Regions from separate parts of the Homo sapiens genome. Here region 1 is linked to region 2. A link is an interaction called in ENCODE POLR2A ChIA-PET data of the cell type or tissue named here. Cell type or tissue: PC-9. All regions are shown on one strand.

Region 1 (8,000 bases), 62 kb before region 2:
TACTCTACTTAAAATGTTTTGGTACATCTTCCTGTTTAATTCATTTCTCTGAGTCCCAATATGTCAGAACAAGATGTCCTCCTTCTTTCATTTTGGGGGACCCAATTTTTATTTCTGTAATTTTAATTATCACTTGTCTACCCTCTTCTTTACAGTGTTTTTACATGTGGGCCACTTTGTTAAGTGACTAAGCAAAGCCTGAGCCACCAGATGCTGACTTGCAGGAAAAAAATGAACTTAATGTACTCCAGTAAATCCAGTGGTAAAATTTGCCACAGCCAGGTCTTATAGTACAACATATTAAACAGGAATCTGTGTCTAAGATATTCAAAATTATTTTAAATTTTTAGTAAAATCAGCAGAGAATAACCATGAAATAAAAAAAAAATGGAAGCAAATATAACCACATCATAAACAAAATGTACTCTTCCTCCAAACCTTCCATGGTAATTAATTTTATGTGTCATCTTAACTAGATTATGGTGCCCAGTTGGTTGGTAAAACCCTAGTCTACACATTGCTGCACAGTATTTTTTAGATGTGATTAACATCTACAATTGGCTGGCTTTAAGTAAAGCAGATTACACTCCATAATGTGAGTGGGCCTCATCCAATCAGTTGAAGGCCTTGAGAGTAGAGACTGAGGTTTCCCAAAGTAGAAGAATTCTGTCTCCAGATTGTCACAAGGAAATTCTGCCTGAGTTTCCACCCTGAGTTTCCACCCTTCAGACTCAAGAATGCAATATCAACTCTTATCTGAAATCTGAGTCCAGTTTTTCTGCCTGCCCCATGAATTTCAGGCTTGCCAGTCCCAATAATTGAGTCAATTCTTTAAAATAGATCTCTCTCTCTCAATCTCTCTCTCAATCTCTCTCTCTCTCTCTCTCTCTCTCTCTCTCTCGTGTGTGTGTGTGTCTGTGTGTGTGTGTGTGTGTGTGTGTGTGTGTGTGTGTGTTTCCCTGGAGAACCCTGACTAATTCTTACACCTTCCAAGGAAGGAATAAGTTTCCAATGGTTATTTGTAACATTCCATGTAAATATCTGAATGCATCTAACATACATGTAGAGTAGTATTTTTAATATTGCCTTTGCATTTTGTTTAAAACCAAATGGATAGTAGCCACTTATAACCCATTTATTATGTATAGCTGTTTTAATACTTTCCAGGAGGTTATGTTCTTTTGACCCTCTGAGGTTTCTTCCCATAGTTTCACCCTACTTTTGCTTTCATTCTAATCCTTAAAAGAGCATGAAAGCTTATTCTTTTCCTCCCTGAGTAAATAAAACCAATATAGTTATGTCATCTTGTGGCCCTTTGTGTATTTTAGGCCAATTTTTTTTTCCTTTCATGAAAGCAACTATTGACACAAAACTATTTAAACAACTATTATTTACATCTATAGGAAAAAATACTACTGATTTTTATAAAACAGTTGCCAGAGAATTATGATTAAGGGCAATTTACGAAAGGCATGAGTGTTACGGCCATTGCTCAGGGCAACAACTAGTTGGGAAGAAACAAAAATAATTTGTTACAAAAGAAAAGTGAGTTAGTAATGGAAAAGTCTAGAAGATAAGTGTTTGATGAGTATATGAAGACTAATTTTGACATTTTCATTCTCAGCTTCTTGTAAGTAGGAGAAAAGAGTTCAGTTTTAGACAATCAAATGGAAAATTCTAAAAGGTACATTTAAGAATTTCTTAATCTTTTCTCATAATCTAATCAGACTGACTATATCACAAATAGTTGTCATGGAAAAGAAAAAAGTGTAGGCAGCTAAGGGAAGGAGATAGAGGAAACAAAAAAAGAACAGTTGATAAAATATCCAAAATTGCATAATACATTAAACTTATAATTTTTCAAATGTCTTTATATAGTCACTTGGAGATGATGATTAACTGTATTAGTTTCTTCAAAACACACTTGGGAAGGTTTTAACGAAGTTATATAAGTACCAGTGTTCACAGTATGGCAGGAGAATTTTATCTTAGCAACTGGTATTAGTGATCTAAAAATGTTTCGCCCTTCTATGAGCACCCTAAAATCTGTTCTTACACACACCCTCCAGATTTTTTCCAACTTAAATTAGCAAGTCTTTGACTCTTTTTATGTATATGACATCAACCAAACTTGCAAGTTTTTAATTTGTAGTTTATTCCCTTTGCTATACTGACACCAAACTCTAGTGACAGGTGTGGACAAAGTAGGGATAAGAGAGACGTGTGGGTAATGGACTGTTTCTTTAAGGAAATCACTATGGTGAGGCGGCAACAAAATAATCCTCAAGCAATGGAGAAAGAACTCTCAGACAAGAAAAAGAAATCTGCTTTTGAAGGTAGGAGATGCTTCATGGAAGGTGGGCGAAAACCACCTATAGATCTGATTTCTGGTTCTTGAATTTAGATATTTGGGTTTAAAATTCCCTCCCTTTACACCATCTAATTCTACTAGAGTCATGCCACCATACAGGTCTTCCATTTTTGCTACCATACTTTGGTGGCAACAATGCTGTCTCCCAAACTTTGTTCCCAAGGGCACACAGGATGACATAATTAGCAGTACACAGGATGACTTAATTAGCAGTTTTCACAACTCTTTGTCATGGATTACTGAATTCCAAAACCAAAATATTAGGGAACTTCAACTAGATGCATTCAGACCAGACAACCAATCCCATTTTCTCCATATTTTCCCAGGGATATTTAGTTTGTGTCTATCTGCTTTGCTTTCTGTATCAATTAAGAGGTTGTTTTGCAATAAGTAACAGAAACATACTGTGGATAGCTTAAATACGTATACTTTAAGGATATCAAGAGCTCACTATATTAATAGAAGGCTTGTCTGAAGCAGCATCTCTTAGCATCTCATCTGGCCCAGATGTGGGCACTGCTGTTGAGAATGAATTGCTATCGTTCTTGTATGCACCACGAAGTAAAGATTCCAAACCATGTGTGGAAAATCCAGTTGAGAGAACTAAATCATCGTAACTGCTTGGCCGCCAGGCTGTTCCTTATCCTCTTTGCCCTTTGCAGTGGGAAATAAGATACTGCCTTCCAAAAGGAATCATCACGGTGGGAAATTACCTGCAAATAGGACACCACGCCAGCTCAAAATACAAGTGGGTACTGAGGTTCCTTATCCTTAGATGTTGCTATCCTTATACTCAGCATAATCTTCACCATTGACTAAAATGCCCTCTAATGTAGATAACTTGTATTTGCCTCTTAGAGAACTCTGAACTGCTGCCACCTTGAACATGTCTTGGCTTCTTTTTTCCCCCTAGTAAGGATCAAAAGCAAGTTTTTTTTCATTGTAATTGTTCAGTCATCGTCAATCTATTAACTTGTGTTGATTTGCAAGGCGGCAGCCAAATGACTGTCACAATAACAAAAGCCAAGTCTCCTTTGATTGTAGAATCATCAATAATATTTATTCACTTGTCTCTGGCATGAGACAATTACTTTTCTGCTCCAGAAAGGCCGTTTTAATTGAACTTGTATTTCCTGCTTCCCAGGCATTTTGAGTAGGAAGAGGGCAGACCTCCTCACCATCTAATGCAATTGTTTTGCATCATCTTAATTTGAGTGGAGGCTGACATTCCTGAATTCCTGACTACATGCCAAGCTGTGGGGTGTGGCAAACAGCTCAGTTGTTTTAATTCCAGAAACTGAGTGATGACATTTTGCTAAGCTTCTGTCATATACGCCCTCATGAAGGGTGGGAAAATTTTGAACTCTGGGCTTCAGTTTATGTGTTATGTTTAGTAAGTGTGTAAGTAACTAAAGCACCTTTGTTTACTTGGTTTTGACATTTGGAGAATGAGGTTTTCTCACCACAAGATAGAATACCAAGTGAATCTTGTTCTTCACACGTTCCTGATAAAGATGAAGAAACAAATGATTGAGAAGTTAAATGATAATTAAAAAAATGTGGTAAATACCAAATGAATAGTGTAGGCAGAAAAGGGAATAAGAAAGAACTTTGGTGACGGTCATGGCAGCGGGAATGGTGGGCTATCCCTTTACCCCAAGTTCTGCATCACAGAGAACAGGTTTAATTTTTTCTATGTTCAGATAAAAATCAACCAAAAAATTCTTTTAATTTGTACTACTGCTAGGTAAATATTTCTGCCTACATTCCCCTAGGAGAAGATACTAATGCGTAAACTTATTCCACTACTACCCCAAATAACTGTTCAAACCCAAAGTAAAGACTTGGACCCCAAGCCTGAATCTGGTACATGTGATCCCTAGGTTGCCAGCCTTAAATATGTATAACTTTGCATTGAACCCAAGGTTAGATCTTGGGGGGGAAATCTTTGAGTTGCTATGTCCAAGGGAAAATGTCTATGAATGTGACCTGGGGCATCATGTCTTTTTGCCCAGACCCTGAGAGGACCTGCATCTGTTTTCAGACCAACTTCCATCTGGAACTTAATATCCGTACAAAATGGATGATTTTAGGGGACTGCCTGTGGCTTAGGCAGAATTGTAGAGTCAAACAGAGAAAGAAATCATCTTTTTAATAAACTGGTGCTATAGGATTTTCCAGTTTAAACTCCAGTTACCCTTCCTTTATCCCTCCTGAATTGGTTTTATAAGTTTAAAAGAACAGACAATGAAGTCCTGTCAGACTGGTTCACACAAACTCCACAGCACCTGACAGGTTTGAAAAACACTAACATTTGAGTATTCCCAAGTGTCACACACTATCTGCACATATTCTGGGTATATGAGTATGGAAAGGAAGGGACTTCTCCAAAATATTTTACAAACCCTGAATTCCTCTAATGGGGTTAGAAACTCCTTTCCTAAATCACAACTTCAAGAAAAAAACTTCTGGAATCCTACAATATAGTATCACCTCTAAATTTTTTCTGTCAAATCCACAGTACAATAAAGACTTCATAAATAAAACTTATAAATAAAATTTATAAATAAAACTTATAAATAAAATTCATTTATAAATAAATAAAATTTACAAATAAAATTTACAAATAAATTTATTTATAAATAAATTTACAAATAAAATTAATAAATAAATTTATTTATAAATAAAATTATTTATATGTACATAACATTTATAAATAAAATTTATGTATTTATAAATAAAATTTATGTATTTATAATAAAATAAAATTTATTTATTCATAAATAAAATAAAATTTGTAAGTAAAACTTATTTATTCATAAATAAAATAAATAAAAGAGTAGATGGGACTACAGGCCCAGATAATTGTTTTTTTTTTTGGTAGAGACGAGGTTTCACCATGTTGGTCAGGCTGGTTTTGAACTTTTGACCTCAAGTGATCTGCCTGCGTCAGCCTCCCAAAGTGCTGGGATTACAGGTGTGAGCCATGGCTCCTGGCAAGTCTTGCCTTTAAACATAAAATGCCAAGGAGTAACAAAGTGAAGGAAACAGACTTCCCAGAATTTTTGGTGCTATTCTTTGATAGCAATGGCACTAGTAAGAGGAGAAACCTACACTGTATTTTCTTTGTCCCTGATTGCCATGGAGTAGGTCATCCAGGGGAGGGGGTAGTGTGGTCTTTTGGAAGAATATGAAAAGGGGAGTTAGAAAGAAGAACGAAGGAGGTATGGTTTGTGATATGATCTTGCCCTTCTCAAGTAATTAGAAATTTGAAGGTGCTTGAGAGTATCAAATGTTACTAAATTGTACACATATTTCTAATTCCTTACTCCTAAAACATCACTTAATAAAATTCACTTAAAAAAAAAAACCTCTCATCAGAGGTGTCTAGTTTTTGATTTAACAGCAGGTGAGGATCTTAGAGGTTGCCGCCCCATTCTAGCAAGTAAAAAGTTAAACAGCCTGAAAAAATCAGCAACTCTTGTCAGGTCTGTAAGCAAAGTGAGGTCCCAGAGCAAATCGCTAATCCTAAAATTGGAGAGATGGACAAGTGACTACAGAGAAGCACAGCTTACCAGAGCAAAAATCTCCCTGGAAACCAGTAGGAAAACCTGAACTGTAATTTATGGATTGCTGAAGGCTCAGTATGGACAAGTCTGATAGATAAAATCTCTAGGGGAACCCAATCATTGTGGGGTCCCCATAATTTTGTGAGTTTTGCCTCCTGGAGTCCTAACAGGTTCTCTCAGTGAACAGTGAAGAAAAATCTCATTCTTCCAGCACAGGGAGGGGAAAAGATCTCACCTTGAAATACACCAGAGCATTCTGTTCTACTTAACAAGGTTGCCCTCAGGAGAAGCTATTTAACCAGAGCCTAACTTAATGTGGTTTTCTCAGAGTCTGCGTGTCCTGGTAAAAGAGAAATACCCAATCCCAGTCCCCTCTGGCTTCCAGATAGGGAAAGAGAAACCCAACTCCAGCCCAGTCCAGCCATCGTGCCTCATGAGAAAGGGAAGGGGACTGAAAAGCCCTTGTGAAGTTCACAGTCCAGGTAAAAGCTCAATAAACACTGACACCTATTCATGAGACCATAGGACACTTCTCCTCCTTTCACATCTTTCCACCATGTTACTAAAGTCCTGTTCACAGTAGTTTCTTTAACTCTATCCATCGTGTCCAGCTATCAAGAAAAAAATTACAAGCTGTCCTAAAAGACAAAAAGCATAATTTGAAGGGACAGAGGAAGTATTAGAACCAGACTCAGATATGGCCAGGATGTTAGAATTATCAGATCAATGATTTTAAACAACAATAAATAATGTGCTAAGGGATCTAATGGATAAAGTAAATAGTATGCAGGGACAGACAGATGATGTAATCAGAGAGATGGAAATTCCAAAAAAAGACCAAAAAGAAATATCAGTGATCAATCATACTATAACAGAATTGAAGAATGTATTTGATGGGCTTATTAGTAGACTAAAATTGGCCGTAGAAAAATCTTTGAGCCTGTGGATATCTCAATAGAAACCTCCAAAACAGAAAATCAAAGAAAAGAAAAACTGACAGGAACAGAACAGAATATCCAAGGGCTAGGAAAACTACAAAAGGTGTAACATGTGTGTAATGCAAATACCAGAAGAATAAGAAAGAGAGAAAGGGACAGAATAAGTATTTGAAATAATAATGACTGAAAATTTCCCCAAATTAATATCAGACACTAAACCCACCAATCCAGGAAGCTCTGAGAACACTAAGGAAGATAAATACACCCCCCCCCGCCAAAAAGTACACTTAGGTATATCATTTTAAAACTATAGAAAAATCAAAGATAAAGAAAAAATCCCAGAAGAAGCCAAAAGAACAGAAAACCTTACCCACAGAGAAGGAAAGATAAGAATTACATCCACCTTCTCCTCAGAAACCATGCAAGAAAAAAAAGAGTAGAGTGAAATATTTAACATGTTCAGGGGGAAAAAAAGCAACCGAACTAGAACTCCGTGAAATTATCTTCAAAAGTGAATGAGAAATAAAAACTTTCTCAGACAAACAAAAATTGAAGGAATGTGTTTCCAATAGACGTATGTAGCAAGAAATGTTAAGAGGTTTTTTTAGCAAGAAGAAAAAATATATAGGTCAGAAACTCAGATCTACATAAAGGAAAAGCATAGGAAAAGGAATAAATGAAAGTAAAATTAAAATTTTTAATTTTTTCATTCTTAATTGATCTAAAGGATAACAGTTTTTAAGATAATAACAATAATATGTATGTGTGTATACATGTGCTTATTTATGCTCATGTATAAATTAAATGAAATACAGCAATCAGACAAAGGATAGGAGGAAAGAATTAAGATTATTTTGTTATTATAAGGTACTATACATACTACCCATAATAAATGGTATAGTCTTATTAAAGTAGATTTGAATTAGTTATAAATGCATATGGCAAACTTCAGGGAAACTACCTTTAAAAAAGTATAACTGATGATCTAGGAAAGGAGAAAAAATAAAATCATATAAAATTCACAATTAAAATGTTAAAAGACAGAACAATAGTGTGCTATAGATTGAATGTTTGTCCCCCTCCAAAACTTATTTAGAGATTGAATTGCCAATGTAATGGTAT
Region 2 (8,000 bases):
CAGAAAAGCTGGGAGTTCAAATATGGGTAAAGAGGAGGGAGGAAGTTTGCTATATAATTAATAAGTAATTAAAAATAAAGGAGACTTTTATGAATCATGTGAGAGAAAATCATGGAATACTTCAGAATCACAATTTTAGAACTTAGCTTATGAATGGATCCATAAACTGAAAGACTCAAATGAAAATGGAAATACTCAGTCAATCATTGGATCACTGGTATTGTGGTATGCTTTACAGTTGACAGTATTAGAGTTTGGTTCAGGAACTGGAAATCACTTAGGTATTTTAAGCAGGAAAGAAATCAGATCAATAATTATAAATTGTGTAAAATCCTTGGAAGAACTGGAGACCTGAAGGCAGGGCTGGGCCTCCAGGTCTGACCTTTGCTAGATTCAGGAAGATGGAGAATCAAGGATAGCTGATGAAGCTCTAGAGTTTAAAGAAAAGGAAAAAATGCTTCCACTGCTGTGCCGCAAGGATTAAAAAGCAACTGCCAGAGTAACTCCCTCAGGAATGGAGCACTTACCCCATGAGACCAGCTGCCTCCTCAGGACAATTTCTTCCTGACACCTTTGAAACTTACGGATGAGTTTTTCTGCTACGCACGAACTCTACTTCTCAGCTCCGCCTGCTAGCAGAACACAACATCGAGCAACCAAGAGATGGTCTCTGGCTCCTTTCTGGATTCCTAAGCTCTGGCATCCACATTGGCATCCACAATAAGTTCAAAAAATTGAACTTATTTTAAATACATAATGATAGATGAATGAGAGCCTGGGTATCGTAGTTTGGTCTTCAAGCCTTTGCAATACAGAAAGGCCCACTTTCAGAAAGCCAGCAAGTTGGATATTTGCACCAGTCAACCACATTCATTATTATTTACAAAGTCTTTTCATGGTCACAGTGCTACATACTCTTCATAAAAACAAATTCGAATAGATGGTGTTATTCCCATTTTACAGAGGAGGAAATTTACAGGTTGAAGTTGTACCATGTCTAAAATTACATATGAGGCCAGGCCTGGTGGCTCCTGCCTATAATCCTAAGCCCTTTGGGATGCCAGGGTAAGAGGATCACTTGAGGCCAGGAGTTTGAAACTAGCCCAGGCAACATAGTGAGGCCCCCGTCTCTACAAAAAAATTTTTAAAAAGAAATTAGCTGGGAGTGGTGGTGTGTGCCAGCAGTCCTAGCTACTTAGAAAGCTGAGATGGAAGGATTGCTTGAGTCCAGGAGTTTGAGGTTACGAATCTCTTCATAGACTGCTGTGATTACATAGTTATGATTGCACCACTGCACTCCCGCCTGGGTAACAGAGTGAGACCCTATCTCTGAAATAAAAGTAAAATAAAATAACTTGAAATAAGGTGCTAGAATCAGTAACTTAATAACACAAATTTGCTTTGAAATCCTCCTATTACTACTACACTGCTTCTACATGTATTTGCTAAGTAAAGCCAGTATGTTTCTTGGTTATCAAACATCTAAAAAGAAAACTTCAGGCCAAGTGCAGTGGCTCACGCCTGTAATCTCAACACTTTGGGAGGCTGAGGGAGGAGGATTGCATGAGCCCAGGAGTTTGAGACCAGCCTGGGCAATATAGTGAGACTTCATCTCTACCAAAAAAAAAAAAAAAAAACAAGCAAAAAAACTTAGCCAATCATGGTAGCATGATCCTGTAGTCCCAGCTACTTGGGAAGCTGAAGTGGAAGGATCACTCGAGCCCAGGAGGCAGAGGTTGCAGTAAGCTGAGATTGCACCACTTCATTCCAGCCTGAACGACAGAGCAAGACTCTTTCTCAAAAAAACAAAACAAAAAAGAAACAGATCTATTTAGTTAAAACGTAACAAAGGAAGACGATTACCATGGTTGAATGTTGGTGTACCCCCATAATTTATATGTTAATCCTAACCCCCAATGTAATGGTATTTGAAGGTAGGGCCTTTGGGTGATGATTAGGTCATGAGAGTGACGCCCTTATGATAAGGATCCGTGACCTTATAAAAGGGACTCCAGAGAGCTAGTTAGTTCCTTCTGCCATGTGAGGACACATCTAGAAGTACCAGAAAGTGGGCCCTCGCCAGACACTAAATTTGCTGGAACCTTAATCTTAGACTTCCCAACCTCCAGAACTGTGAGGAATACATTTCTGTTGTTTACAAGCTACTCAGTTTATGGTACTTTGTTATTGTAGCCCAAATGGACTGAGACAACCATCCAGTAAAAAACAGCATCTACCTCTATAATAAATATAAAAAGTTATATTCTAAAATGGAATAACAATGGGTTTATTGAATCAAAGACATTGATTGCCTAAAATTCATTACCCAAAGAGGTAGTTGGGTATCAAAATTCCTGATATAGGGGAAATGTTCACTGTATAATAGCTTTAAATGACAGAAATTATGGAATGCTATACAGTGTTCTTATTATTTGTTAATTTTTAAAAAGATTCAACATTAATGTTTTTCTTGGAGACAGGGTTTCGCTCTGTTGTCCAGGATGCAGTACAGTAGCATGGTCGTGGCTCACAGAAACCTTGAACTCCTGGGCTCAATCAATCCTCCCACTTCAGCCTCCCAAGTAGCTGGGACCACAGGGGTGCATTACTATGCCTAGCTAATCTATTTTTGTAAAGGCAGGATCTCCCTATATTGCCAGGCTGGTCTTGAACTCCTGGGCCACTGTACAGTATTATCTTAGCTTAGAAAAAATATATGAAGACTACATCAAAATTAAATAGGTAACTCTGGATGATGGCATTTTGAGTGCCTTTATTTTTTTCATTACTCCATCTTCCAAACTATCATATTTGAATTTTTTAAAGCAATAAATAGTACCCTTAAGAAAAAGTAAAAACTTTTTTAAGAGAATTAAAGCATTTAGAAATAATAGCCAAAGGGCAAGCATAGATAGAGGTATGGTAGGTAGGTTATCAAAATAAAAATAGTTGAAGATAAAGTTTTTAAAAGTGTGATTCATATTAAGAAGGAAAGGAGAAAATGTTCTCAACCGTCTCCGCATGTTTTTTAAGCAAAATCCTAGGACTATTAAAGATTCTTGACACATACAGGAGAGTCAGATTGTATTTCAAATAGATTTATTTTCTTTTTAAATCATGAAATATCACTTATATTTATTAGTTTAAAAATCCATTTTATAAACACAAATTCTCTGATAATTAATAAAACTAAAGCTATACATGAGCTATAGACAGTGTTTGTCCTCAGTGAATATCTTAATTGACTCATTTTGTTGTTGTTGTTTTAGCAACAGTGTCTTATTCTGTCACCTAGGCTGCAGTGCAGTGGGGTGATCATAGCTAACTGCAACCTCAAACTCCTGGGTTCAAACACTCCTCCCACTCTAGCCTCTGGAGGAACTGGGACTATAGGCACGCGCCACCAGGCCCAGCTAGTTTTTCAATTTCCTGTAGAATTGAGGTCTTGCTCTGTTGGCCAGGCTGATTCGGAACTCCTGGCATCAAGCAATCGTCTCTCCTCGGCCTTCCAAAATGCTGGGATTACAGGCATAAGCCACCATGCCAACTGGCTTATTTATTCTTAATCTTAAATTTATTGAGTATATAATCATTCAAACAATTTTAAAATCATATTCACTCTTGAATTTTTAAAACATCTGCCACAGGTGGGAGAAATGTAATCCAGCTTCTCATTTTCCAAACCCATTGTAATTTAGCCTCTAAAATAAAACCCTTAAAAATCTGAACAAGTAATCAGTATTGCTTAACTGAAAAATGATTGTCATGATTAGTTATTGAATAAGTTTCATTTGTATTTGTTTGGTATTGGTTTCGCTCACTGGATGAGATTATTTAGTAAGCAAATAAAACTTTGAAATTTTTACAACTGTTGGTGAAATCTCTTTATAGATTGTGAAACATCTGTTTAATTCTCATTTGGTGGTATAAGGTACTCAAAGATGAATCAGTAACAAGGAATTCTTTACTCATGTTTTAACTTCTAACAAAACAAAATTGTGTAACCATCCAAGAGGAATCTAGAAATACTTGTTGAATTAATATGTCTATAGATCACCAACATTAATGATTTCTGTATAGTCTGGTTATGAGGCTACCCTATGTTTTCATCATCTGGATTTTTTCTTTCTAACTTCAAATATTATTTTTGAAATAAACCTCAGATGCTAAAGTGAATAAAATAAATAAAATAAAAGTGAAACCCTGTACATTTGAAGTACAGAACTTTATCTTAAATACATAGAAATGATACCTTTGTTTTAATGCCAATAAACTAGAACTAGAATAACACATTTATTTTCTTCTGGATTTTGAAACACTACACACACACACACACACACACACACACAAATACACACACACATGCATATAAATAACTCTGGCTCAGATAATGTGATTTTTAAAAGCATGCCAATTTGGTTGTGAATTATTACACCAGTAAGATATAATTAGAGAATCATTTATTTCCTTCATAAGTATACTGACATTAATAACGCTACTCCTCAAATGACCTTTCAGACTTCACCTCTGGACCACAGCCCATCATGCTTTGCATTGTGTTATTGATACACTGGTACTAAATTAAACTCAGATTTAAGGAGCTATCTTGAAGAAATCGGCAAATACTGTACGTGAATACAAACTTGAATATCCATGGATAATTTATAGCTTCTTACGTCAAATGTTGATGGAAAGCATTTGAGAATAGATTGTGGATTAAGCAGGGATGACATTTCAAGTGGACTGAATGGGGATTAGCTGCTACTGTTCTGGAATCTCAGGCCTATGGAATGCTAGCCTGCTAGACTGTTCCACTCACACATACTAGCTCAACAACAGATCTCGTAGCTATCGGTGCCACTCATCCCCAATAGCCGATGCCCTTCTAGTGGCATCTCCATCTCTGTTTCCCAATTGCTCACTTTTTCTCCCCAAAATATATTCCGATCCTTTTCAAAAATAATTCTGTATTTTCCCAAGCTTAGCGGTCTCCTCTCTGACTTCTCTATTCAGACATTACTGTATTCTATATGTCTATTCAGAAATATATTCTCTATTTAGACATTAGCCCAGACATTCTTGGTAAATGATTTGTAGTCTCTATTACTACTATTAGTGACAGCATTGAAAATCTAGTTGGCCACAGAAGGCACTCATACCATAGTCAACACTGCATCAGTACTCACGTCATTTATTGTACTTAACTATCTGGGCTCATTTTTTGCCATCACTCTCCACCGCCAACCTCCCCCAAGTTATGAACAGACTGTATTTGCAAGTAGTCTTTATGTATTTAGGGAAAGCAAGCAGATTTGACTATTGCCCAAAAAAAGTACTGTAATGCTAATCTACTATGAAATTATGTCATGACCAACACAGAGAATACAGGGATTCCTTTATTCATTGTTTTGGGGAAAACCTATATTTGTTTAGAATCATGAAATTTTCATATTGGGAAAGAAGTTGTTCCTTATGTGGTCATAATTAAGAGATGTCAGTATTAAGGGACCCAGACACAGGGATGTTCATGTGAATTTGAATCAGGTAATGGGCATAGGCAGATGTATACTAAATAAAGAATTTAATTTTGGTTAACAGTCACTAAGTACATCTTCCTTAACTTTTCCCTCATTTTTTTCTCATTTATTTAAATTGTCCTATCTTAAAAACCCAAAGTGGCAGCTGGGTGCAGTGGCTCACGCCTGTAATCCCAGCACTTTGGGAGACTGAGGCGGGTGGATCACCTGAGGTCAGGAGTTCAAGACCAGCCTGACCAACACTGAGAAACCTTGTCTCTACTAAAAACACAAAATTAGCTGGGCGTAGTAGCGCATGCCTGTAATCCCAGCTACTCGGGAGGCTGAGGCAGGAGAATCGCTTGAACCCGGGAGGCGGAGGTTGTGTTGTGCCGAGATCATGCCATTGCCATTGCATTCCAGCCTGGGCAACAAGAGCGAAACTCCATCTCAAAAAAAAAAAAAACAAAAAAACACCAAAGTGGCTAGTGGGATATGATCAGGGAGTGGTGAGATGGGAGAAGAGAGTGGATTTTGACAGGTTTTTGTGGATTATGAGAAGTGGTAGAAGAATTGAAGCTTCTGCTGTCCCTGTCAGACCAAAGGAGTAGGAGGAGTTCCTGCTGTGAACTGAGAAGCTGGTGATGTTATCTCAAACGCAGCCAAGCTCTTTCCAAAGTAAGAATCAGTAACTGTTTATATAAAGGGCAGGATTGCCCAACTGCAATCTGTTTGTGAGATGGGTGTTAAAATGCTTTGGGGCACCTCCCACTACTCCTGATTATAGGGAATTAGGTTAGCATTGTTGAGGGTAAGGGTTTGAGGACGGTGCTTGACACCTACCTCCCCACACCTTTCAGAGGTGTATATCAGTAATACAGAGGAACTGTCAAAAATACAAGAAATCAACTAAATCAATTACGATCCTGAAGTTGCATTGTTATGTGCTTACTAACAGTGAGAACATTTTGTTGGAAAAAATAGTATAAAGTATACTAACCTAAAAATGCTATTAACACTTTGATCCAGAGATGATACAAAAATATTTTACAACTGGTATGGCATAAACAATGACCTATTAAAATGAGCACAGACCAGACTGTTGGGAAAAGGGCTCTAGAGGTCTGCTGATACAGGGAAGGGGCTGAGATGAACAAGGTGTTAACATGTACTTCACTCTTTAACAACTGGCACAGACGAAACCTTGTGTATACTACCCGAATATTAGCCCTGCCTTTTCCTAATTTGTGTATACTACCTGAATATTAACCCTGTGGATGATATTACCAATCCCACCACTCTTGGTCTCTAACAGCCTGATGTTCTGCCTAATATTGAAAAGGACTTGCTTATTCACAATGGCACATGACTTTGCATCTCTTGCTGTATACGTTTTTTTTTTATTTATTTATTTTTTGTTTTTCTTTTTGAGATGGAGTCTCGCCCTGTCACCCAGGCTGGAGTGCAGTGGCACAATCTTGGCTCACTACAACCTCCGCCTCCTGGGTTCAAGTGGTTCTCGTGCCTCAGCTACCAAGTAGCTGGGATTACAGGCGCATGCCACCACGCCTGGCTAAGTTTTGTACTTTTAGTAGAGACGGGGTTTTGCCATGTGCCCAGGCTGGTCTCGAACTCCTGACCTCAGGTGATCTGCCCACCTCGGCCTCCCAAAGTTCTGGGATTGCAGGCATGAGCCACCATGCCCGGTCTTGCATATATATTTTACTGCACTTCAATCATTTAGCATTTTAACATTGACTTGTTATGGTTTCTTTACCAGAAATTTTGATTCATATGAAAATAATGTCAAAACAAATTCTGTTGTTTTTCACAAAAATTCTGAGTTTGGCTGCCATATTAATCAAGGGTAATAATGTGTGAAATAGTGGAATATTTCATTGAATGTTCGGTCAGCATACAGCTACTGCCACTATAAATTTAGATAATAATAAAATCTCATGTCGACTGTGTATCAAAATTTATCAGTAAACGGCAAATGGTTAAAACAGCCATGAGTTTTTAAAGAGTATTGGTATTAAAATTTGCGATTCTTAGGATGTTTTATATATGTCTTATTCTACATATGTCAAACGGTTAGATATGCCTTCTTAAGTTCAGCTGGGTATGGTTTTTATGTGATTACTTCAGCTAATCTACTGTTGAATGTAGTGATTGTGGTAAAATCATACCTAAGAATTTATCAACAAATAGCGGCAAGTAACAAGTAGGTAAATAACTATAGGAATTATGTTTATATGCCAATGCTTAGTAAATCTTTTTGAAGTTAAGCTTTGAATTTTACACATTGCTGTATTAAACAACTCCAACTATTTTGACTTTAAAAAGTGCAAAAAATTGTTTATAAGAAATTAATGCCTTCCTAAATATTTTTATATGATTGAAATTGTAAAGGGTAAAAGTATAAGTAATGCAGAATTATTTCTGAGAACTCTAAGAAGAAATCTAAATACAATAGTAATAAGA

Evidence for each region. Peaks named below come from ENCODE experiments on the same cell type or tissue, not always from the same donor. Only the 100,000 strongest peaks of a DNase experiment are listed, where the experiment ranks them.
Region 1: POLR2A ChIA-PET joins it to region 2 with 6 read pairs; 4 of 35 experiments call an interaction of 5 or more read pairs at or near these places.

What each region holds. Positions count from the first base shown.
Region 1 is chr21:15,600,998-15,608,997 of GRCh38, forward strand. All of the region lies in intron 1 of LOC105369302 (a long non-coding RNA gene), which reads right to left. Among named protein-coding and RNA genes, the nearest start is that of USP25, 120 kb to the right of the region's middle. In PC-9, no CTCF peak of the experiment used is centred here; a DNase peak (open chromatin) is centred at 3,634; H3K27ac peaks cover 996 bases.
Region 2 is chr21:15,663,250-15,671,249 of GRCh38, forward strand. No RefSeq gene overlaps it. Among named protein-coding and RNA genes, the nearest start is that of USP25, 63 kb to the right of the region's middle. In PC-9, no CTCF peak of the experiment used is centred here; a DNase peak (open chromatin) is centred at 3,962; H3K27ac peaks cover 905 bases.